Linked DNA regions of Mus musculus: region 2 is linked to region 1. Evidence: chromatin loops called from intact Hi-C (ENCODE). Cell type or tissue: heart. All regions are shown on one strand. Links, peaks and the distances in the headings refer to the core of each region. The heading gives the core; the rest is flanking DNA.

What was found. Hi-C counts contacts between places; a loop is a spot of excess contacts. Peaks named below come from ENCODE experiments on the same cell type or tissue, not always from the same donor. Only the 100,000 strongest peaks of a DNase experiment are listed, where the experiment ranks them.
Region 2: a loop joins it to region 1, with 1.8 times the contacts of the local background. A loop is called at or near these places in 1 of 42 quality-filtered maps.

The regions. Positions count from the first base shown.
Region 1 is chr4:6,295,184-6,307,926 of GRCm38, forward strand. No RefSeq gene overlaps it. Among named protein-coding and RNA genes, the nearest start is that of Cyp7a1, 26 kb to the left of the region's middle. In heart, for the core only: a CTCF peak has its summit at 7,252 (motif pointing left); no DNase peak of the experiment used is centred there.
Region 2 is chr4:6,370,256-6,382,998 of GRCm38, forward strand. Sdcbp (syndecan binding protein) reads left to right here. Exons shown (of 9, transcript NM_001098227.1): 2 at 6,822-6,887; 3 at 8,711-8,792; 4 at 10,735-10,844. The coding sequence starts at 6,837. Among named protein-coding and RNA genes, the nearest start is that of Sdcbp, 11 kb to the left of the region's middle. In heart, for the core only: no CTCF peak of the experiment used is centred there; a DNase peak (open chromatin) is centred at 5,936; H3K27ac peaks cover 577 bases.

The sequences.
Region 1 (12,743 bases), core at 5,388-9,387:
CTATATTTCTGGGTTAATATCCACTTACCAGTGAGTGCATATCTAATGACTTCTTTTGTGATTGGGTTACCTCACTAAGGATGATATCCTCCAGATACATTCATTTGTCCAAGAATTTCATAAATCCATTGTTTTTAATAGCTGAGTAGTACTCCATTGTGTAAATGTACCACATTTTTTTTTATCCATTCTTCTGTTGAGGGACATCTGGGTTCTTTCCAGCTTCTGGCTATTATAAATAAGGCTGCTATAAACATGGGTGCTGGCACAACTGGCGGTTATCATGTAGAAGAATGTGAATTGAACCATTCTTATCTCCTTGTACAAAGCAAGTCTAAGTGGATCAAAGACCTCCACATAAGACCAGAGACACTGAAATTAATAGAGGAGAAAGTGGGGAAAAGTCTCAAAGATATGGGTACAGGGGAAAAATTCCTAAACAAAACATCAATGGCTTGTGCTGTAAGATCAAGAATTGACAAATGGGACCTCATAAAATTGCAAAGCTTGTGTAAGGCAAAAGACACTGTCAATAAGACAAAAAGGCCACCAACAGATTGGGAAAGGATTTTTACCAATCCTAAATCTGATAGGGGACTAATATTCAATATATACAAAGAGCTCAAGAAACTGGACTCCAGAAATTCAAATAACCCCATTAAAATGGGGTTCAGAGCTAAACAAAGAATTCTCACCTGAGGAATACCGAATGGCTGAGAAGCACCTGAAAAAAATGTTCAACATTCTTAATCATCAGGGAAATGCAAATCAAAACAACCTTGATATTCCACCTCACACCAGTCAGAATGGCTAACACCAAAAATTCACGTGACAGCAGATGCTGGCGAGGATGTGGAGAAAGAGGAATACTCCTCCATTGTTGGTGGGATTGCAAGCTTGTACAACCACTCTGGAAGTCAGTCTGGAGGTTCCTCAGAAAATTGGACATAATACTACCGGAAGATCCAGCAATACCTCTCCTGGGCATATACCCAGAAGACGTTCCAACTGGTAAGAAGACCATCTCCATTCTTTTGTGACTTCACAAACCTACAAAATCCCTCTCTTCCAAGGAGCCTAGAATCACAGTTGGCTGGGATTAAGTAGGGGATGTTTGTCCTCCTTCCTGTCCTCCATTCCAGTCTCTCCAGATTTACTGTAAGTTCCACTGCAGCCCACCTGCCTGAGCCCCTCTTCTTAGCTCATCTCCATCCCCTAGGAATTTGGCCTCTTGTTACAGACAGAGACTGCTAATTCTTCCCTGCTTCTCCTTTCAGCCATTGCTTCTAACCCATCACAATTTCTTTTTGACTCCCCCACTGTCCTCCAGAACAGCTCGACATAAGGTAACCCAAACATACCATACTTGGATAAGACCTGGGGACCCCAAAACTGCCACAATTGGCTAGACCCCAGAATGAAAAACAGCAACTAAAGAATAGAATAGCCACCCAAAAAAGATAATACTAGTTAGCTACACTATTGCTGGTGGGATTACAAGCTCTTACAACTACTCTGGAAATCAGTTTGGCGGTTCCTCAGAAAATTCGACATAGGACTACCTGAGGATCCAGCAATACCACTCCTGGGCATATACCCAGAAGATTCTCCAACTTGTAATAAGGACACATGATCCATTATGTTCATATTTATTTTTAATATTTCTATTTATTTCTAATAGCCAGAAGCTGGAACGAACCCAGATGTTCCTCAACAGAGGAATGGATACAGAAAATGTGGTACATTTATACAATGGAGTACTACTCAGCTATTAAAAACAATGAATTTATGAAATTCTTAGGCAAATGGATGTATCTGGAGGATATCATCCTGAGTGAGGTAACCCAATCCCCAAAGAACACACATGGTATATATTCACTGATAAGTGGATATTAGCCCTGAAGTTCAGAAGCTCAGAATGCCCAAGATACAATTCACAAACCATATGAAACTCAAGAAGAAGGAAGACCATAGTGTGGATACATCTATCCATCTTAGAAGTGGGAAACAAAACAACCATGGAAGGAGTTACAGAGACCAAGTGTGGAATAGAGACTGAAGAAATGACCATGTAGAGGCTGACTCACCTGGGATCCATCGCATTTACAATCACCAAATTTAGACACTGTTGTGGATGCCAACAAATGCTTGCTGACATGAGCCTAATATAGCTCTCTCCTGAGAGGCTCTGCCAGTTCCTCACAAATACAGAGGTGGATGATCACAGCCATCCATGGGACTGAGCACAGGGTTCCCAATGAAGGAGCTAGAGAAAGTACCCAAGGAGGTGAAGTGGTTTGCAGCCCCATAGGAGGAGCAACAATACGAACTACCCAGTAACCCTAGAGCTCCCAGGGACTAAACCTCCTACCAAAGAGCACACATGGTGGGACTCATGGCTCCAGCTGCATATGCAGCAGAGGATGGCCTAGTCAGACATCAGTGGGAGGAGATACCCTTGGTCCTCTGAAGGTTCTATGCCCCAGTATATGGGAATGCCAGGGCCAGGAAGTGGGAGTGGGTGGGTTGGGGAGAGGAGGGAGGGGGAGGGGAGGGTGTTTTTAGAGGGGAAACCAAGAAAGGGGATAACATTTGAAATGTAAATACAGAAAATATCTTATAAAAAAAAGAAATACTTCAAACATCATAGCTCCAGATACTTAGACACCAGCACACACGCGTGCACACACACACACACACACACACACAAATCACAATTATAAATAACCTATACTATATTCCTCCTCAAGATGCCAAATACTCTGTTATGTTAGACCCTGAGAAAAGACATTTAGATAAAGCACAAGACACAACTTTAAAATATCAATTACTGATATGTTCAAATACCTTAAATAGGATATGAATAGATGCCTTTATGAAGTCTGTGAAAACAGAAACAGTGGAATAAAATATTGAAAACAACTCAAGCCATGAAAAAAGAACTTAACAAACAAAACAAAACTGAAATAAAACAGAACATGAAAAACTTAGATGTCAGACAGAGACCTCAGAGATAAGCAGGAAATATTTTTTAACAAAATCATAGGAGGAAATTTCCCCAATCTCAGTTGTCTATCAAGGTACAAAAAGCACACAAAATACCAACCAAACAGCACCAGGAAAGAAACCCCCTATAGCATATAATAATCAAACCTTTAAGTGAATAAAAGATGTATACTAAAATCTACAGGGGGGAAAGACCAAATCACACTTGAAATCAGGCCAACTATAAATCACCCTGATTTTGCAATGAAGATTCTGAAGGTCTCGCATGCTCATGGATTTGTTGGGTTTGTTATTAATATTGTAAAAGTGGTTGTCATACCAAAGAGCAATGTACAGATTCAATCAATCTCTGTCAAAATTTCAACACAATTTTTGACAGAAGCTGAAAAAGCAATCTTCAACTTCATATAGAAACTCAAAAAATCCAGGACAGCTTTTTAAAATCCTGAATAATAAAAGAACTGTTGAAATATCATATTCTTGATTTCAAGCTGTATTACAGAGCTATAATAATACAAACAGCATGGTATTGGCATAAAATCATACATGCTAACCAAAGCCATCAAATTAAAGACTGAAACATAATTCTATACACCAATGAATAAGTGATTTATGACAAAGACACACTGGGGCAAAGTCAGTATCTTCAACACATTGTCCTGGTTAAACTGGGTGTCTGTATGTAAAGGAATAAAAATGGATCCATTTCTGTGACCCTGAATGAAACTCAACTCCAAATGGATCTTGGATATTAACAAAACACCAGATAACCTAAACACAATAAAAGAGAAAGCAGAGAGTAGACTTGAACTTGTTGGCAAAAACATAAAAAATAAAAAATAAAAAGGACTTTCTGAACAGGACAGAAATTAAAACTAACAATTAATAATGAGAGCTCATGTGGAAGAGAAGCTTCTATATGGCAAAGAATCAAAGTGACAGCTTACAGAATGAAGAAAGATCTTTACCAAAATTACACATCTGATAGGTCTAGACTATATTTAAGAAGAAAAAAGAAGTAAAAACAAAAACAAACAAACAAACAAACAAAAAACCCTGAACACCAAGGACACAAATAACCCAATTCAAAAACAGATTATAGAACCAAACAGAGAATTCTCAAAATCTGAGATGCAAAGAAAATGTTCAACATCCTTAGCCATCAGGGAAATGTACTTTGAAATTTCATTGTACCCTAGTCAGAATGGCAAACACTAACAAAGACAGCACATCAGGCTGCTGAGAAAAGCGGAGCACATATCCATTGCTCGTGGAAGTGTGAGAGAAGGTAGTCTCTATGGAAATCAGTGTGAAGGTCCCTCAAAATGCTGAAAATTTATCCACTACAAGACCCAGCTCTATCACTCTTGGCATATGGCCAAAGAACTCTACAGCTAACTCCAAAGATCCTTTTTCATCCATATTCTTCATTGTTCTAATCATAACAGCTGAAACCTGGAAATAGCCTGTATGTCCATGAACTGATAAATGAATGAATAATGAAAATGTAGTACATTTACACATGATTATTATTCAACTGTTAAGAAAAATTAAAAGAAATCTGCATGTAAATGAAAAAAGCTATAAACAATCATTTGGAGCGAGGTAATCCAGCCCCCAATTCTATGCTTTCTTTACATGTGGATATTAACTTTGAAACTCTAGGTATGTGTTTCATAGGTTAGGTAAGAAAGCAGTGGGGAGGAGGGGAACCTTCCAAGAAAGGAGAAATATAGTATAGTGTTATGAAGACATAAAGAGGAAATTAGACTAGGCAGGTTAAACGGAGAGCAGGACAGAAAACAGGATAAAGGAGGAACATTGGGGAGGAACAATTAATGCTAAATGCCTTTTTAAAGAGCCATATGGAAGCTCACTACTGTAAAAGTTTCCTAATTGTTTACATATATGAAAGGAATCTAAATGGAGTAAACCACATAATCATGCAGACCATGCCCTAATTTGACATCTTATAACCTCCAGTTGACAAGAATGGGTTATTATAGCATGTGGAATAGCTGGCCAAAGGAGTCCTACAGACCCTCCTCCCAAATATTACAAGCTAGCACCAAGCTTATTGTTTACTCTCTAAAACCTGATGGTAAGGCTCCTTTGATGAAGACATAACTTTCTTACATCACGAGGCATGGAGAAATTGAACTGGTATCTAACTAGAAACTTTGCCCCTACTGACTAGTGTTTATGTTGCTGGAAGATGCTTTGCATGCTACCAGAGGAGAAAAGTAGTCATCAATTTTACCTAGCTTCAAATCCTGTGACCTAAGCAGAGACTTGCCTGCAATTTATACTAGTACAGTAGTGGCACAAGCATTATGGGAGGAACTAACCACTTCTTAAATATTATTATTGGATTCAAGGCCCATTCTATGGTGTGGAACCCATACTCAATACTGCTTAAGTGGCCAAGTATATGAGATAAATATGCCATGGGCCTAGGAGGAAACATTATTCTGCTAAAGTAACAAAGCAATAAGAAGACTCATAATGATATTATGCTATACTTATAGATTAGCGCCTCACTCTATCCTCATCGAAGAAGGTTATTCTTGCAGTAGGTGAAAAACTTATAACTGGACAATTTGTAAAGAGTCAGAGACTTTGGAGCATTCAGCCCTAAATGGGATGTTTTTATCAGACCTCTCAGGATCTGTGCAAAAGAGGAGAGGAAAGATTGCAAGAGCCAAATGTGAATAGCTCCAAGGAAACAGTGCCTTCCAGACACAAAGGACTGGTCACATATGCACTCACAGAGACTGAGAGAGCATGCACAGGACCTACACAAGTTCACACCCCAGCACTGAGAAGGGGAGGTAGATCCAAAGTCTCACCCTTAAGCTATTTGCAATTGATAGCTGCTGGGTAACAGGAAATCATTTTCCCCAGTCAGGTACATTCTATGCCCAGGAATAGTTGACCAACAAAAAATAGACTCCATGTTTCTTGTGTGCTTTTGTTTTGTTTTGATTTGTTTGGTTTGGTTTGGTTTGGTTTGGTTTGCTTTGCTTTGCTTTGCTTTGCTTTGTTTTGCTTTGCTTTGCTTTGGTTTTTTATTTATTTTATTTATCTTATTTTATTTTCTTTAGTTTCTCTGTTTTTATTTTGTTTTTTGTTGTTATTTTTCATAGGGTGCTGGAGAGAAAAAAACATGAAGTTGGGAGCATAGGGAGGTGAAAAAATTTGGGAGTTGGGGGGAGGGGAAAGAATATAATCAAGTTATATTATATGATAAATAATATTTTTTACTGAAAACAGATTTTTCTCAGGATTGGAGAGTTAGCTCAGTAGTTAAAAGCACTTACTGTTCTTGCAAAAGACCAGAGTTCAGTTCCCAGCATCCACAAAGAGTCTTAACATCTCTTTAGGTACCAGGCATGCAAGTGGTATACAGACATATATCAGGCAAACACTCATACACCAAAACAATAAATTAAAATATGGGGGGGGGGGGACGGGAGAAGTGGTGATGTAATTTTAAAAAGAAAGAAAATAGATTCTTCTCTCATAAAATAAATCCTGACCACAGTTACGCATCCCTCCGCTCCTTCCAGCTTCCCTCAACTTCTCTCTCCTAGATCAACCCCCCTTCCATTACCCTTCAGAAAAGAACACACCTCCAAGAGGCAACAACCAAACATGACAAAACACAACATAATAAGAAAAGGCAAAAAAGCTCTGATACTGAGGCTGGGCAAGGCAACTCAACAAGAGAAAGTGTCCCAAGGTCAGGCAACAGAGTCAGAGATACACCCGCTCCACTGTCAGGAGTCGCACAAAAACAACAAGCTGACAACTAGATACAGAAATATAATACAGACCCATGCTTGCAACTCCAGTCTCTGGGAGCCCTATCATCCCTGCTTAGTTGATTCAGTGAGCCATGTTCTTCTGGCATCTTCTACCCCCTCCAATTTCTAATTTCTTTCCTCTTCTTCTTCCACAGGGTTCACTGATCTCTGAGGGGAGGGATCCTATAGAGACCTACAATCTAGACTCTCCCCAAATGATATCTGTAGGTACCTGTGACCTCTTTCATCTACTGCTGGATGTAGCTGTGACAATTCAACAAGGCACTGATCTGTGAGTACAGCAGATTATCATTAGGAATCATTTCATTGACTCTTTTCTTCCTCAGTTGCATTTGGTTCTACTCAAATCTCAGGGCTATCTAGTCTCCAGTTCCTGGCAATGAAGGCAGTGTAAGGCATGGGCTCCCTCTTGTGGCATAGCCTCAAATTAAATCTTATATTGGTGGACTACTCTCAAAAATTCTGTGCCAACATTGCCCCAGCACATCTTGATGATGTGACAGATTGTAGGGTTTTGTGTACTGTTCAGATGGAGAGATGAGAAACAGGGAGTACACAGTAGAGAGGTGGTTGAAAAGGCAAAATCAAGAGTTTTCTGCATTACAAAGAGAGGTGGAACTGGAGATGCCACAGTAGTGAGGAATAGGCAGATATGAGGAGCCTGTGCAACCACCTGACACCATGGTGATATCCAGGAATGGATTGCCACCAATGTCCATGTCTATGTGTCCATGGCCCTACCGCAGCTGGGGTCTGCGCTGATGTCTGTGGCCCATTTTGTCACAGAAGGCCATCCCAATGTCAGTTGGCTGGGCTGTTGCCTGAGACCATGTTGATGTCCAGGGTCTGTACTGATGCTGGGGGCCAAAATGATCTGAGTAGCCTGTGCTGACCCTGAGACCATAGTGACATCCTGACCCTGGCTGCCGCTGAGGGCCATGTCTGGGTCCATGCTTCTCTTGCAGCTGTGTTTGTCTATGGCCCAAGTTACCAGCAAAGTTCATGCAGGTGTCTATGGTCTGGGCTGCCACCTGAAACCATGTATATATATGTCTGAGGGGCATGCTGCTACTGGGGGACATGCTGCTATGAGTGCCCTATGCTGCTACCTGAGGACATTATGACATCCAGGCCTATGCTGCTGCCAGGAGTAATTTCCAGGTTCATTCTATCAGAGCTAGGGTCTATGTAGATATTTGAGGCCTATGTTACCACCAAAGGCCATGTCGATGTCCCTGGTCTGGGCTGCCTCCTGAGGTCATATTGATGCCCAAGCACTGCACTTACTTGGCCCTGGCCCTTGTCTGCTGTCATCACCACATTCAGGAGAGCTAGAACCACCCCTCACCTGAGCAGCAAGAAAGAGATGGCTCTGGTTACATGGGAGTAGGAGTGTAGGCCCCTGCCAGCTGTGGCACTAGAGAGAGATTGCCTTGACACTGGCTGTAGCACTCTAGAGATCTGGCCCCATACCTCATCTGCCTTACTGTGGAATGGGCACAGGTAGAGGAGAGATGCTTCCCCAGTATGCTGCAGGCAAGTGAGCTTGCCCCAGTGCATGAGAGCAGGTGAGAGGACACTCCCACACCTCAACAGCTGAAGCACTTCAGAGAGTGAGTCCCACACTTCACCTGGGAAGCACAGTAGATCTGATGGCCTCTGCTGGTATGGGAGTGTAAAAGCCAGCCCCAAGGGCATGAGAACAGCAGAGCTGTCCCTGCCCTTCACCTGGGTAAAGCAGAGGAGCTGGCCCTAGTGGTATGAGAGCAGGAGAACTGGTGGGCTGAACAAGTCGACCCAGGCCCAGATCCAGACCTCTATGAAGTGCTGGAGCATGTGAAGGGGAAGGTCCTGCAGATCCAAAGCTGCAGGATCTCCATGACAGAAGGTAACAACAGGATATCTGAGAGAAGTTCCATTGAGGATCCAGTATTGATAATATAACAAAAGCCAGAGGCCTCAAACCAGCTCAATAACTCATTGAATTTGCAAATAATGTTGTTTGGGCAAAAGACTGTATGACACAACCACGACATACTATGGCTTCTACAGTGAGTTTTTGGTTGCTTTATTTATTTTATTTTTTTATTTTTTTAATTTTTATTTTTTGTTTGCTTTTGGGGGGGGACTTACGAGTTTGGAGAGCAGATACAAAGGGGAAGGGAGATGAGTGGGATTGGGGTACATGATGTGAAATTCACAAAGAATCGCTGATTTTTTTTAAAGAGGTGTTTCTATGAGAGATTAAAGACCACTGAATTTTCTTTTTCTAGGGTTTTATAGGGCCATGGCAGATATGGGCAAAGACTTGAGGTAATCACTATTGAGACTGGTTTATTTTCTGCAATATCATAAGCTGAGCAAACGGAAAATCCACACATTCTCTGCCTGTCCCCCTGGTAACAGAAGGATATACACATGCATTGTTCATGTGTTTCTCATTCAGTTGGGGTAGGTGAAACCCCACTCTGCCCATGTCTAGCTCCAAGGTCTCTGTCCTTGACCACAACTATTTGTTGGCTGTTAGGGTCTTTGATAAAAATTAACAAAAGGTTACTGGAACATAAGAATTAGTATACATTTTATAATTTTGAGGATTGTAATGTGGTTGTTCTTACAGTATCCTCCTTTATAAGAGTCTCTGAGTGATAAGACATGAGGTCAATAGCTTACTCTAACATCTAGAGAGACACATTTCTATTTTGTAATTAGATATTTTCTTCATTTACATTTCAAATGAATTCTGAAAGTCCCCTATACCATCCTCCCGCCCTGCTCCACAACCCACCAATTCCTGCTTCCTGGCCCTGGCATTCCCCTGTACTGGGTATATGATTTTTCTCTAGACCTAGGGCCTCTCCTCCCATTGATGGCCAACTAAGCCAACCTCTGCTACATATGCAACTAGAGACACAGGTTGGTGGGTACTAGTTAGTTCATATTGTTGTTCCTCCTCTAGGGTTGCAGACCCCTTTAGCTCCTTGGGTACATTCTCTGGCTCCTTTATTAGGGACCCTGTGTTTCATCCTATAGATGACTGTGAGCATCCACCTCTGTATTTGCCAGGCACTGGCATAGCCTCACAAGAGATAACTATATCAGGGTCCTGTCAGCAAAATCTTGCTGGCATATGCAATAGTGTCTGGGTTTGGTGGTTGTGTATGGGATGGATACCTGGGTGGGGCAGTTTCTGGATGGTCTTCCTTCCATCTCAACTCTGAACTTTGTCACTGTAACTCCTTCCATGGGTATTTTGTTCCCCATTCTAAGAAGGAACAAAGTATCCACACTTTGGTCTTCCTTCATCTTGATTTTCATGTGTTTTAAAAAATGTATCTTGGGTATTCTACGTTTCTGGGCTAATATCCACATATCAGTGAGTACATATCATGTGTGTTCTTTTGTGATTGAGATACCTCACTCAGGATGATATCCTCCAGATACATCCATTTGCCCAAGAATGTCATGAATTCATTGATTTTAATAGCTGAGTAGTACTCCATTGTATAAATGTACCACATTTTCTGTATCCATTCCTCTGTTGAGGGACATCTTAGTTCTTTCCAGCTTCTGGTAATTATAAATAAGGCTGCTATGAACATAGTGGAGCATGTATCCTCATTACCAGTTGGAACATCTTCTAGATATATGCCCAGGAGAGGTATTGTCGGATCCTTCGGTAGTACTACGTCCAATTTCCTGAGAAACCGCAAGACTGATTTCCAGAGTGGTTGTAAAGCTTGCAATCCCACCAACAATGGAGGAGTGTTCCTCTTTCTCAACATCCTTGCCAGCATCTGCTGTCACCTGAATTTTTGATCTTAGCTATTCTGACTGGTATGAGGTAGAATCTCAGGGTTGTTTTGATTTGCATTTCCCTGATGATTAAGGATGCTGAACATTTTTTTCAGGTGATTCTCAGGAATTTGGTATTCCCCAGTTGAGAATTCTTTGTTTAGCTCTGTACCTCATTTTTTTATTGGGTTATTTGATTTTCTGGAGTCCAGCTTCTTGAGTTCTTTGTATATGTTGAATATTAGTCCCCTATCAGATTTATGATTGGTAAAGATCCTCTCCCAATCTGTTGGTGGCCTTTTTGTCTTATTGACAGTATCTTTTGCCTTACAGAAGCTTTGCAATTTTTTGAGGTCTCATTTGTCAATTCTCGATCTTACAGCACAAGCCATTGCTGTTCTGTTCAGGAATTTTTCCCCTGTGCTCATATTTTTGAGGCTTTTCCCCACTTTCTCCTCTATAAGTTTCAGTGTCTCTGGTTTTATGTGGAGTTCCTTGATCCATTTAGTACACGGAGATAAGAATGGACCAAATCGCATTCTTCTACATGATAACCACCAGTTGTGCCAGCACCATTTCTTGAAAGTGCTGTCTTTTTTTCCATGGGATGGTTTTAGCTCTCTTGTCAAAGATCAAGTGACCATAGGTGTGTGGGTTCATTTCTGGGTCTTCAATTCTATCTCATTGGTCTACTTGTCTGTTACTATACCAGTACCATACAGTTTTTATCACAATTGCTCTGTAGTATAGCTTTAGGTCAGGCATTGTGATTCCACCAGAGGTTCTTTTATCATTGAGAATAGCTTTTGCTATTCTAGGATTTTTGTTATTCCAGATGAATTTGCAAATTGCCCTTTCTAACTCTGTGAAGAATTGTGTTGGAATTTTCATGGGGATTGCATTGAATCTGTAGATTGCTTTCGGCAAGATAGCCATTTTGACTATATTGATCCTGCCAATCCATGAGCATGGGAGATCTTTCCGTCTTTTGAGATCTTCTTTGATTTCTTTCTTCAGAGACTTGAAGTTCTTATCATACAGATTTTTCACTCCTTAGTTAGGAACACCAAGGTATTTTATATTATTTGTGACTCTCATGAAGGGTGTTGTTTCCCTAAGAGAGACACATTTCTATACTTGCTGGGACTGTGTGCAAAGAGGAGTTACAAAAGCTTCAGAAGAGAAATCCAGGTAGGCTGCCCACCTGCCCAACTCTTTGGTGCCACCTCCACTATCTCCAATCCACCTCCTCCTCCTTGTTACTGTTTTCCAGCTCCCAACTACAGAAAAAAAAAAAAAAAAAAAAAAAAAAAAAAAAAAAAAACAAGACAAAAAAAAAATCCCAACAACAACAACCTGCTTAGCCAGAGGACAACCAGCCACCAGAAGTCCAGGTTCACTGTTGGCCAACAGACCTCCCGAGACTTTCTTGGTGCCCCCTAACATACTTCTGACCCCCCCACGTCACCATGTCTCAACCTTCAACTCAGGTGGAGACCTTTTGATCAACCAGAGACTATGCCCACAAGTCAAGTGGAGATCTCCTCCTCAATCATAGGACACACCAGCCAGAAGACCAGAGAGGAAACAGAAACCCAAGGAACAAAACACCCATCCAACAAAGACAAACTAAGAAATCAACACCTAGATTGTTAATCATCCCAAACCTAGCTACCGAGATGGCAGCATAAGAACACAATTAACAACAGTCAAAGCAATATGTTTCCACCAGAGGCAAAATGATCTACTACAGCAAGCCTTGAATTTTCCAACAAAGTTGGAGCACAAGAATAAAGACCTTAAAATGAAATTTAAAACGATAATAGAGGTCTTTAAGGAAGAAATGAATAAATTCCCTAAAGAAATCAAGGAAAAGTAGATCCAGCAATAACTCTCCTGGGCATATACCCAGAAGATGTTCCAACTGGTAATAATAACACATGCTCCACTATGTTCATAGCAGCCTTATTTATAATAACCAGAAGCTAGAAAGAACCATGATGTTTCTCAACAGAGGAATGGATACAGAAAATGTGGTACATTTACACAATGGAGTACTACTCATCTATTAAAAACAGTGAATTTATGAAATTCTTGGACAAATGGATGTATCTG
Region 2 (12,743 bases), core at 3,744-7,743, 73 kb after region 1:
GCGTTTTGGAGCACTATTTCTTATGCAAAAGTTAAAAACTGGAGGGTGCAGAGAGGCTGGAGCGAGTCTTGATCATGCAAAAGGAGGTCATTGAAGGCCCAGTTCTCTCTAGGAGCCTCCTGCTTGTGTCCACTCCTGCTCTTGTCAATTGTGGGGGGAATTTTATGTGGTGCCGGGAAGCTGGGGCTGCTTGGGGAGAGTGCATAGGTGGCTGTGTAGAAGACTAGGATTTCTGAGGGAAGATGGGGTGTTAGCTCTCCTGTGCTCTCTTCTAGACTGTCCAGTTAAAGGTGACTTTATTCTAGAGGAAAATTGCTAGAGCAATTGCTATGCATGAGATCTGTGACATCTCATTTGGTCTAGGTCAAAAAAGACTGACTGGATTTTTAGGCAGAGGAGAAACAAGGTGAGAACAGCATGGAGAGCCAGCATGAGGGAATGTAGCAGACTCAGCCAGTTCTTAGAGGGAAGGAAGGGGCCAGAAAGAAGGGCTAACCCTTGGCTCCAGCTGAGAAGTAGAGCAAAGTGCAGAGGCTTGAGGGAAGGAGCAGTGTTATCAGAGGTTGGAAAACTTTTGTTCATCTAGAAGGAAGCTATTCAATTAATTGCTTATATAGAAAAAAGAAACAAAACACAGTTGGAGGCTGTGATTGGCCTAAAACGAGAGCATCTGGTCCTAATGCAGAGGGGCTTGTTTGCAGTGTTGGGAGGGAAGAACACACGGATGGAAGAGTGTTTCCCATAGCTGCTTGTGGGATCGGCTAGCCACTCCTGCTCTGAGGCCCTTTCTCCTATCTGCTGCATCTCTATTCCATTTGTATGCTCTATTATAAACTGGAAATAAGTCGTGTTTTACTGAGATTAGAGTAGTTCTATCAAATTATTGAAGCACTTGATTTGTAGCCATCATGCAGATACAGAACTTGGTAATCCTACTGTGGGAGAATAACACTGCTACCACAACTTTTGAGGCAAATTTGAAGCAAGCTTTATTAAATGCTAGACAGAATGATGGCCACTGGCCAGGTCTATACCTGAGATTCCTAGAAAATGTCTGTGTGTTACATTAGTCAGGTCCTTAAAGAGGCAAACTCCATAAGGCTATATACTTCCCACCTTCAACAGAGGCAGGCATACATCCTGATATACTTCCTGCATATGTGTGGTCAAGCATATCCTGCACAGTTGGGGCAGCCAACCTTGTTTACCGCAGTGGAAACACTTGGCTTGTTTGTTATGCTGTGAACAACCCCCGTCATTCCAGGAAGCTTTCTGTCCTTGGGCAAGTGGTGCTTACACTTAGAGGCATTTTTCTTTTACAGATCGTAATGTAAATATTTCATATGCGGGATACCTGATATGTGACTCCTCTGAAAGGATCATGCAACCTCCAGTGGGTTGAGTCTTGACATACAGGTTGAGAAACTGCTCTAAGTCCTTTACCTTCTATCTGCTCTCCGCATGAACCATAACCCTTCCCTTCTGACCTCTTCCTCTAAGTTCATTAGTTTGACAGAAGTGCTTAAACTTCAGCAAAATACCACTAATCCTTCCCAGTTTATTATATGTATTACTATTATATAATAGATTGAGCCTGTTTCCTGTGGTAACATAGGACCAGTGGTTCTAAACCTGTGGGTCGTTACCCTTTAGAGTTGAACAACCCTTTCACAGAGGTCGCCTAAGACCATTGAAAAACACAGTGATTCACAACAGTAGCAAAATTACAGTTATGAAGTAGCAACAAAATTTTATGGTTTGGGGAGGTCACCCCAACATGAGAAACTGAATAAAAGGGACACAGCATTAGGAAGGTTGAGAACCACTGGCTTAGGACACTAAAACAAAGGTGTGGCTCTGTAATGCTAAAAGCACCTACTCAGTAGGTAAACAGTTATCTGCCTGCCTGCCCACCCATATGACCTCAGATCCTTAAAATACATAGAGTAAATTAGGACAAAGGAGAAACAGGTAATAGCATAATAGATTTCCTTATCAGAGCTCTAAGAGTGGAGAGGATAGCCAAATGGAGCATTAGCAAGCGGTGGAGGGCTTGAGTAGTAGTACTGTAGACCAAATGGACCTAAAGCCATCAACAGGACATCCCATCCATTTCACAGAAGATATTTTCTTCTCAAGTATGTGTGCAGGTCATTTCGTCTTAAGAATTTTAAAAATACTGAACTAGGAAGCATCTTTTTGATGACAGTAAAAGTAGAAATCAAGGGCTGGAGAGATGACTCAGCAGTTAGGAGCACTGACTGCTCTTCCGTAAGTCCTGAGTTCAGTTCCCAGCAACCACATGGTGGCTCACAACCATCTGTAATGGGATCTGATGCCCTCTTCTGGTGTGTGTCTAAAGACAGCAACAGTGTACTCACATACATAAAATGAATAAATCTTTTTTTAAAAAAAGTAGAAATCAAAATACAATCTTGATCACTTTTGTAGGGTAAAAGAAATCGAAGGGGAAAATAGAAAATATCAGAGACGAAAATAAAATAGAATGTATTTAAACTTCTGGAAGAGTTACCGGCAGTTACAAATGTCCAACATTGGTGCTGGGCACTGAACTTAGATCCTCTGCAGGAGCAGTGCATGCTCTTAACCACTCAGCTATCTCTCTAGCCCCTAGATCTAAGTATATGCTTATTAGTGCCCAATTCTATACTTAAAATGTGTTAAAAAGTCAGGAGTGGGGAGAGTAACTAGATTCTAAATTCACACTAAACTGAAATGTATATATATAGAGAGTGAATAACAATTAGAATCTTAAAAAAGAGTGGCGTGGGAAAGTTCATACTCAAAGCTTATTGTAGAGGTCCAGCAACGACCAGGGGGCAGGTCAGAAGGCAGGTCAGAAGGAAGTGGTACCAGAGGTCAGAAGTGATGACACACTAACCACCAGCTGATTTTCAGCTAGGCCACCAAAGCAGTTCTTCTCAAAGTAGAGCTCTATTCTTTTCGAAATCTATTCTTTTAAAGAAACAGTGCTAGAAACAACATCTTGACATGTAGGTAGAAAGAATTAAATTGCATCAGTGCTTCAACTGTGGTAAAAAAAAAAAAATGAAGATTCAAACTAGATCAAAGATCCAAATATAATAGCTAAATCTGTAAAATTCATAGACCAAAGCAGTGTTTCAATGACCATGAGTCAGTTCCTGTATGTTGTCTTTAATGTACAGCTAGCCAGGGGAAACACATTTAACTTTATCAAAGAAAAGACTTTTGTGCTACAAAGAACACTCAAAATTAAAGGCAGTCTAAGGAATGGAAGGAAAATGTTTGAAAATCTATCAGATAGGAGTATGTGATATGTCTGAACGTATACCCGCCTTCAAAATTCATTGTTTAAGTTCTGCAAACATGAAGGTGAAATTGAGTTTTGGGGAGTGAGATTTGGGGGGCTTTGCTCTTACAACCTGAGCTAGAATCCTGACAGTAGAGACACCACAGAACTGTCCTGTCCCTTCTGCCTTGTGAAGGCACAATGGAAAGTGACTGTCTGTGGCACAGGACAGGATACTTCTCCCTGTTCTCGAACCTTCTAGTGTGCAGAACTTTGAGAATTAAATTTGTATTTATAAACTAGCCAGTTCCACTGATTTTGAAACCTGAATGAATTTAGAACCTGATGCCTAGAATTTAAGCAGAACCGTTACCATTCTAAACACTCCAGTTAAATAAACAGGCAGGGGCTTTAAGTAGGCGTTTCTTCGTTGATGGAGGATGTAGGTGTAGTAAGGTAGCAAGTGGCCCAGTGCATGAAAGGATGCCAGTGTCATCATTGTTAGGAGGATGCGGTTCTGAGCACATTGACATGCTATTTCACGTCTAGCGTGGCCGTTAGCCAAACCAGATTGTAGCAGTAAGGAAATGGAGAAATAAGAATTCTGAGAGTATAAAAATAGTGTTATCCCTTTAGAAACAGTTTGATCATTTACAAAAACGTTAAATGTATTGATTTAGAAGTCATGTTCTTAGTTACATATCAAAAGTATAAAAGGCATATCTTTATGCAAAAATTCCTGAAGCATATATATTAATTATCAAGAACATTATTCATTATGGCCCTAAGGTCCAGATGAGAATGACTAAACATAAAGTGGTATAGAAACAATCTAAAATATTCACTTTAAAAGGATAAAATGCTGATAGATGAATGCCGCAGCATCGATGACCTTTAGCATACCATATGGTAGGAAGGAAGCCGACAAAAGGCCATGCATTCCATTAATCTCAGTTAAATTGTCCACAGATGTAAATCCAGAGGCAAGCGGCCTACATGCCTGAAGCTGGAGTGTGGATGGCATGGGGAAGGGGAGAGGAGTCATTTGAGTGCATAATAATATTCCAGTATTAGAAGTGGAATGATTGAATAGCTCATGTTGATATGAAAAATAAATTCTTAAAAAGGATTTGAGTTTTTCTGTATGTCAATTGTTGCCCACCCAAGACATAGAACTCTAATGATTTTTAATAAAATGTAATGGACAGTATTAGTACCTATAGCATGATTAAATACATGGTGATTGGTTAGTAAACAGGAATCCATTTATTTTACTTTTGTTGTTTGAGACAGGTTCTTTCTGTGTAGTCCTGAAACTTGCTGTGTAGATCTGGCTGGCTTGGAACCCATGATCTGCTTTCTTCTGCTTCTCCACATCCAGCTTTTTATTTTTGAGATTATAAAGTAATTACAACATTTCTCCCTTTCCTTTCTTCCCTCTAAGCCCTCCAATGTACCCTCCCTGCCGTCTTTCAAATTCAGGACATCCTTTTTCATCTTATCATGTGCATGTATGTGTGTGTCTTTATATTTATATTCCTAAATGTAACCCGCACAGTCTGTAATATACTTTGCAGGGCTGACCATTTGAAGTTGAATAACCAGTTAGTATGTTCTTCCCTGGGGAAGAGCCCCCACTCCCCAGCATTTTTAGTCGTCTGTATTTCTTTGTGTAGGGTTGAGGCCTTGTGGTCTTTGCCTGTCTGCATTGGCATGTATGTTATTGTCCATATTCAGCTCATGGATAGGCAGCTGTGTTGGTGAGACTTTTATGGACGTATTTTCAACATTACTAGGATACATAGTCTTACAGCAGCTCCCTGATTTCTGATGCCTACAAGCTTTTCCACCCCTCTTCTGAAGTGTTTCTGAGCCTTGGGTACAGGAGTGTTTTGTAGACAGATCCACTGGGACTGGGCCTCACAACTGCATTTTGATTGGTTTTGTGGTTTTCTGTATTGGTTTCTATCTGTTGCAAAGAGAAGTTTTTTGGGTTTTTTTGTTTTTTTTTTTGTTTGTTTTGTTTTTGTTTTTTGTTTTTCGAAGTTTTCTTGCTGAGGGGTGAAACTACACTTTGTGATACAGATACTTAGAATGTAGTTAAGAATTATGCTAGTTTAGTAAAGTGTGGTTGTGTTCTTCCAGTATCCGCAACCTCACTAGCACTGAGTAGTTAGCTAACTTAGGAAATGTATGGTGTCTTCACCATTCATCTCTGGGGCAGTAGCCATAGGGTGTATGTTTTGGGGGTCTCTTAAGACAGCCCTGGCCAATAACTCATGTCTTTCGTTGGGGTGCTGTTGTAGTAAGTAACCATCACTGGGACTGAGAACGTGCACAGAGGGACAGACTGCCTGCTGATGGCTTCGTTCTGGGTCTTGTGAGACGCTTCTTAGGAGACATGGTGGAACGAACTTACAGTGACTTTTCACTTTAGCATGTCACAGTTTAGAATTTACTACCAATCCATAGGAAAGGGTTTCTGGGTGAACTGTTCCTTCGGAGTAGCCTGATGGCTTTCTCCTGCTTTTCTGCTCATTATAGCATGGCTAAGCTTGTTGAATCATCTCCCCGTGGTGGGAACTGCTAGAGAAGCAGGTTCTGTAGGAGCCTGGTTGGAGAGTGTGCTGGCTCCAGCATGGCTGAGAGGCTGGCTGCCCTGGCCAAGAGCTCAGCAGCCTCCTCCTCTAAGCAGTGCAGGCAGGCTTTAAAAGGTTCAGCTCTGGGTTTGGAGAGCAGGAAATAAAGAATAGATTTGGAAGTGGGAGGTGATGGAGCAGGCTCAGTGATTTGCCAAACCTATTAGTAATTAGTAATTGTTTTATTTGGCTAAGTGGAAGTCTCAGGCATTTACCTCAGAATAGCTAAACAAAACTTAAAACATGTGTCTGTGTAATATTTCAGATAATTTTATTTTAAATTGCTACGAAAAGCAATTTATGGTAGCTTAACAAACATTGAACTATATATAGAAATGCTAACAATGAAAGGCAATAGTTTCCTTTTTTACATCCCTTCCCTCTAGCTAAAACCATTGCTAAAAATATAGATGGCATATGTTAAGTTTTTCCATATACTATGAGTATCTTCCTAGTGCAGTTTGCCTGCATACTATTTTCTGTTGGCACTGTTGGTAGAAGGTAATATGTCTGTCCACGCCCAAGAGTGTTTTGTGAAAGGCTCTTTCCTGACCCTGGTTTAGCTGAGGAGTACTGTGTCAGCTGAGGGTAAGCCACGTGCTTTTCTTCTTTGATTTTCACAACTTGTGAAATGAAGGGAGCTTTTCTTGATGTTTAAAATCCAAGATGAATGTAGTTGGGTAGCTGTGGGAACAGAGAGACAGTTTGGTAACAGCTGTTAAATGTCTACTAACTATGATATGCCTTAAATAGTCCCATTATTTTTGTTGTAGTTGTTTTATTTTTATTTTGTTTTTTAAGCTTTTTTATTGTATTAAACATTTGTTAAATGTTTATATCCATATTGTTGGCTGTACATACTGTGTGATACTTTTTTTTTCATTTTTTAGAAAATATCTGCAGAAATGTCTCTTTATCCATCTCTTGAAGATTTGAAGGTAGACAAAGTAATTCAGGTATGTTTGCTTTTCGTTTAAAAAATGTTTCATAATGTTTTCTTTGAAATCAAACAGGAGATATTCATTAGTTGGTATATTCCTAAGTCTGTTTAAGTCTCTTGTAGACTAAAACATTGATTAGAAATTCGTTTTTATTTCTCTGTATCTATTAGCCCTGGGGTAAAATTTCTTTCTTAGATAAACAGAAGTTAAGTTGTATATGTGTGTGTATGTTTGTATACATGCATCTTGAAAGTAAACTTGGAAGTCGGGGCATTAGATCTGTTGGTAGTGTAGTTGGAGTTAGACGGTTGTGAGCTGCTAGGCTCCAGGGCTGGGAACTGAACTTGGGCCTGCCCAAGAGCACTCCTCCCCCCCCTCCCTCCCTTTGTTTCTTTCTCTCTCTCTCTCTTTCTCTCTCTCTCTCTCTCTCTCTCTCTCTCTCTCTCTCCTCCCTCCCTCCCTCCCTCCCTCCCTTACTCTCTTCCTCCCTCCCTTCCTTCCCATTGGTGTTGTATGTATGTATGAATGTCTGTGTGAGAGTGTCAAATCTGCTGGAACTCATTATGGATGGTTGTGAGCTGCCTTGTGGGTGCTAGGAATTGAACATGGGTCCTCTGGAAGAGCATTCAGTACTCCTAACTATTAAGTCATCTCTCCAGACCTAGATAGTATTTCCTTAAATTTGTTTTACAATTTTCAAAGATAGCTTAATTTTCTTAGTACAGTTTAAATTACAGAAGACACATGTAAGTTGTTGGAATATATAATATGCATGCCAGCCCTTTAGATAGTGGTAGTTTTGTTGGAGCATTTTTGTTTGTTTGTTTGGTTGGTTTTTGAGGTCTTTAGGAGGTGTGATGAGTCTAGAATAAATGTGCCTCCTCCCTGAGGATAAAGTGTACAGAAGCAATGAGGTAAGTGCTGCTATTAGAGCAGGAGGGAGAGCTCAAGGGTAGACTGGAAAGTATGTCAGCTGACCTAAGAGAAGCAGAGTCCCCTCACAGGTCCTATGATGTTCCAGCAGAGAGCTGGCTGCTGGGAGATGGAATGGGCAGGGGCAGGAAGTGGGGTGGCTCTTCTGTCCCTGCTAGATTTTAAAATATTCCTGGTCCAGCCACTCAGGCTAAGAGGTTCTGACTCGGATCCACAGATGGATGACACGTGTGGTTTTGATCTTGAGATGCCCTGGCAAGAAGTTACAGAAGAGTATAACATTCCTTGTCTGGCCCATCTCACCTCAGCAGCGAACTGGCAGTTCATATTTTGTAAATTATTTTGCAGTAGCCATTATGATTGCTTACTTATGATTGCTACATTATGATTGCGTTCAGCACCACATTATTGTAGAACTTCTTTCAGCTCCAGAATCTTAACAGCCTGTCCTTGACTGTGTGTATCAAGCCCTGGATCCGCCCATCCCCAGCACTAACCAAGCTGAGCATAGTGACATATGCCTCTCTCTCATCCAGTACTGGGGAGCTGGAGGCAGGGGCGTCAAGACTTGATGGGAATGTCACACTCAGCTAAGTGATGAGTTTGAGGCTGGTTTCAAATACCAAGAAAGAAAAGAACATGCAGTTGATGTATCTGCAGGCACACTGTTAGGCACTGACGGTGAGATGTGGAAAGTGGTATCATTCAGTTTTTAAGGTATTCCACAATTTTTTAATTTACAGGTTTCCTTTGGGTGAAAATGATTTCTGAACTGTTTCAAGTGAAACTCTAAGTAAAACTTCAGTTGTTAGTTTGTTCTGTAAAGTACTAGATTTAACATGTAAATAGTATAAGAAAGATGTAGATATTTTTGTTATTTGCTAAAATTTTCTTTTCTTTTCCAGGCTCAAACTGCTTATTCTGCCAATCCCGCCAGCCAAGCATTTGTTCTGGTGGATGCTTCTGCTGCTCTCCCTCCAGATGGAAGTAGGTTTATACTTTGCTCTTGGTGGGGTGGAGGGACAGAGATAAATATAAAGGCCTTCTTCTCCCCTGAAATTCAGAATCTGGGATTTTGTTTTGACATGTTATGGTTTTTTTTTTTGAAGAAATACTTGTTTAATTAAGAGTGATCTTTGCTCTTGTGAGACTATGCCGGGGCCTAGCAAACACAGAAGTGGATGCTCACAGTCAGCTAATGGATGGATCACAGGGCTCCCAATAGAGGAGCTAGAGAAAGTACCCAAGGAGCTAAAGGGATCTGCAACCCTATAGGTGGAACAACAATATGAACTAACCAGTACCCCCGGGAGCTCATGTCTCTAGCTGCATATGTATCAAAAGATGGCCTAGTCGGCCATCACTGGAAAGAGAGGCCCATTGGTCAGGCAAACTTTATATGCCCCAGTACAGGGGAACGCCAGGGCCAAAAAGGGGGAGTGGGTGGGTAGGGGAGTGGGGGGGTGGGTATGGGGGACTTTTGGGATAGCATTGGAAATGTAAACGAGGAAAATACCTAATTAAAAAAAAAAGAGTGATCTTTGAGTATGAAGGTGAGTCTTAGGGCATAATAAAATTCTTAGTTTGATTCATAATCTTTAACATAGTCTGTTCATTAGTGGGAAACACACTCTTCCATGGGACTACAGTTTTCCCAACTGCCGCTCTCTCCCGCATCCATCCTGAAATGCCTCTTTCTTACTTTGCCGGGGAACTCAGGAAGTTTCCAACTGTCTTCTTTTTGGGATATTTTTCAAAACTAGGAGTTGCTGTTCAGACTGGATAAACCATAGCCTGTCCTCCTTCCACCCTGAATCAGAGGCTTCAGGATAGAGCCTCTCTGTAAGACATGAAGAGACTAAGGAAATGATTAACTTAAGTCCCGGTGGCCTTACCTCTTCTCATGCCATCTCTTCACTTTATTCTTTGTAATGACTCTACTCTGAAATCAAAATAGATCATAGAAAAAGATTTTGGAAGAAGCTCACTTCAAAAAAAAGTTAACTAGTAATGTTTAAACCGTCTGTTTGTCTCATTTCGTTAGAATAAGCCTGTCAATCTTAAAGTGGTAGGACAGAGTCCATCCCAGGCTTTGACATTGTCCCCTATTACTTGAGGGAACCATCCCATCCTGTCCCATCGCTGTGTGTGGAGTGAGTTAAGTGGCTGAGGCACTAAACACTTCGGGGATTCTGAACTGAAGAGTCCGTGCCATAACCCCCCCAATTTTCTAAGGTTTTAGGATTATGTTAAAAAAGAGGGGGGGCAAGGTCATTTATTTGGAAAATTATTTTTACCTTTGAGTAGTTACCTCTCTGTGTCTTTTATTTCCATTTCTATATTTTATATTTGTACTGTGAACTTTTTTGCTATTTTTCTTAAGAGAAATCAGCAGCTCTCAGTGTTGAGTGGTATTGTGTAGGATGAGTCTCCAGCAGGGGTCAAAAGCAGACCGCATGACTCGCACAGGTCTACTGATGGCTAGATGACCGTCAGCTTTTAAGGTCTTGCTATCTAGCCTTGGCTGGTCTCAGATTTGTGGTAATCCTCCTGCTTCTGCCTCATAACTGGAGTCTGGGCTTAAGCCCATGTTGCCACCATGGCCAGCTTGAGACCATTTTAAATGAGGATTTGGACACCTGCACACTATGGTGGTCTGTGGTGGGTCCTGAAGTGCACCATGGCCGCAGACGGTGACTCTGGGTTAGAAAGCTAAGACGGCTTCGGATGGGTTTCAGAGGTTAGGGCTTTTGCATTCAAGTGGTTGTGGATTTTTTCATTCTAATTGTGTCAGAGATGGGAAGATATCCTTCCATTTTATGCATCTAAATCTTTGTGCCTTATTTTTTTTTTAAATTGAACACAGCAAGTTCATACTAAGTTGTTATTTTGAATATTCTGCCAATGCCTTTTTCTTTGTTTATATTAGATCTGTATCCTAAACTGTATCCAGAGCTCTCTCAATACATGGGACTGTCTTTAAATGAAGCTGAAATATGTGAGAGCATGCCCATGGTCTCTGGAGCACCAGCACAAGGGGTATGTACAGTCTGATCTTAAGTCCCACAAAATGTCCTTTATACATAGGTGTAAACCCATTTATAGGAAACTCACATGTTCATAACTTTAGGGTTGAACTGTCCTAAGATTATAAAATTCTTTCTAGAAGTATTTCTGAACATTGTCATCCACTGGTGAATTGATTAGGTCTTTGTCTTGTGCATTTTATCCTTCCCTAACCCGGCCCCTGCCGGGTTTCTGAGTTACTTTTATCCTTTCTAGCTGTATAACTGCACTGAGGTTTGGAATTCTGACATAGAGTTACTAAGTAGTACAATTATTTCTTAACATATTTCACAGCAAGTCTTGTTCCAGACATAATTTCATTCTGGATAGGTTAGTCACTTGAAGTATATAACTGACATATTATTTTGCTCACGTTCTTAATATTCCTCCTCCTGTAATTAGAAGCCATTTTTATTTTTATTTTTTTGTAATTAGACTGAGATTCTAGGTTTGAATGTAGCACATAGCTCTTGCAGTAATTATAGTTACAAGCTTCATGACTGAATCCACTTCTATCCTCTTGCTACTGCTTATGCAGTACCTGGCTTTTATATGTTGAAACTTCAATATTTATTGAAAGCTAACTTGCATTACTTATGGTCTTGACTGGTAAATTAGTTAATCTGCTTTGGCTCCTGGCAGGTCATGCTTCAGCTACCTGCCAGAGCTGTCTAGATTCTCGAATGAAAGACACACACACACACACACACACAGAGAGAGAGAGAGAGAGAGAGAGAGAGAGAGAGAGAGAGAGAGAGAGAGAGAGAGAGAGAGCGCATTATTTTTAATATGTCTAACTTGCTCAGTGGCTAGACACTTTCAAACCTCCCCGAGGTTGGGGCTAGCACATTCTCTCTTCTAACATTCCTGAATCGACTTGCTAAATGAGTGTTTCATCTCTGCTACCCAAGACCCAATTGAGAGAGCAAGCCTTGGACCACTTTCCCCCTTACATGCTGGTTCCTTTCTTTCCTGTAGCTCTTAGTCTGATCCCTCTGCTTCCCCGTCATGGCAGTTCTCCTCTCCTTACCCTCTCTCTCTCCCTTCTTTCTCAGTCTCCGGCTTGCACACAATCTTCTAATCTAAATGTCCCGCCTCCATCGCTCTGTCCAGCCATTGGTTATTATCAGTGCATGACTTTGGGAGCCAAAATAAGACAGAACATTAGAACTGATTCTCAACAATTATCCAGTTGATAAAACGGTATTTCAGCTGAAGTGATTTGAGAAATTAGATAAATGGTCAAAGATTTTCAAAGGAAAAAGTAGAACCCAGATAGAAGTGGCGAAAGCCAGCTGCTGCCCTAGGATGGAGTGGATCAGTGCTGGGGCCAGAACGCTTAGGGATGCAGCCTGTTGCAGCTTGGACCTAGGGGAGGGGTTCTAATAGTTGCAGCCTCGGAGCGGCTAGGCAAGTTGTAAGACGTGGCTCAGTGGCTACAGTGCTTGCTGCTATGCCAGAAGACAGCCCCAGAGGATATGACATCTTCAGGCATCCACAGAAGTGGCAAATACAGACATATAGATGAATTATATAAAAATAAATCTTAAAAAATTTAAAGTAAAAAATGTAAAGTCAACCAACAGTAAAGTAAAAAGAGGCATGGAGAAAACAAAAATGCTAGTTGCTATGTTTATAGAAAATTTATCTTCTAACAAAGAAAAAAAGCCAATTATAGCTATTATTTCAGTGTATCTGACTTCCTTTGCCCAGGTCTGTATACTTTGATCCCTTTATGTGAGCATCATACAAGTGTCCCCTCCCCATTTGTACATTTCTTGCTTTGAAGGTAATCTGAAGTTACTTTAGAAGTATCTGCATTTATAAGGCTCTGTGGTATACTCTGTTCTTATTCTATCGTTTTGTTTACTT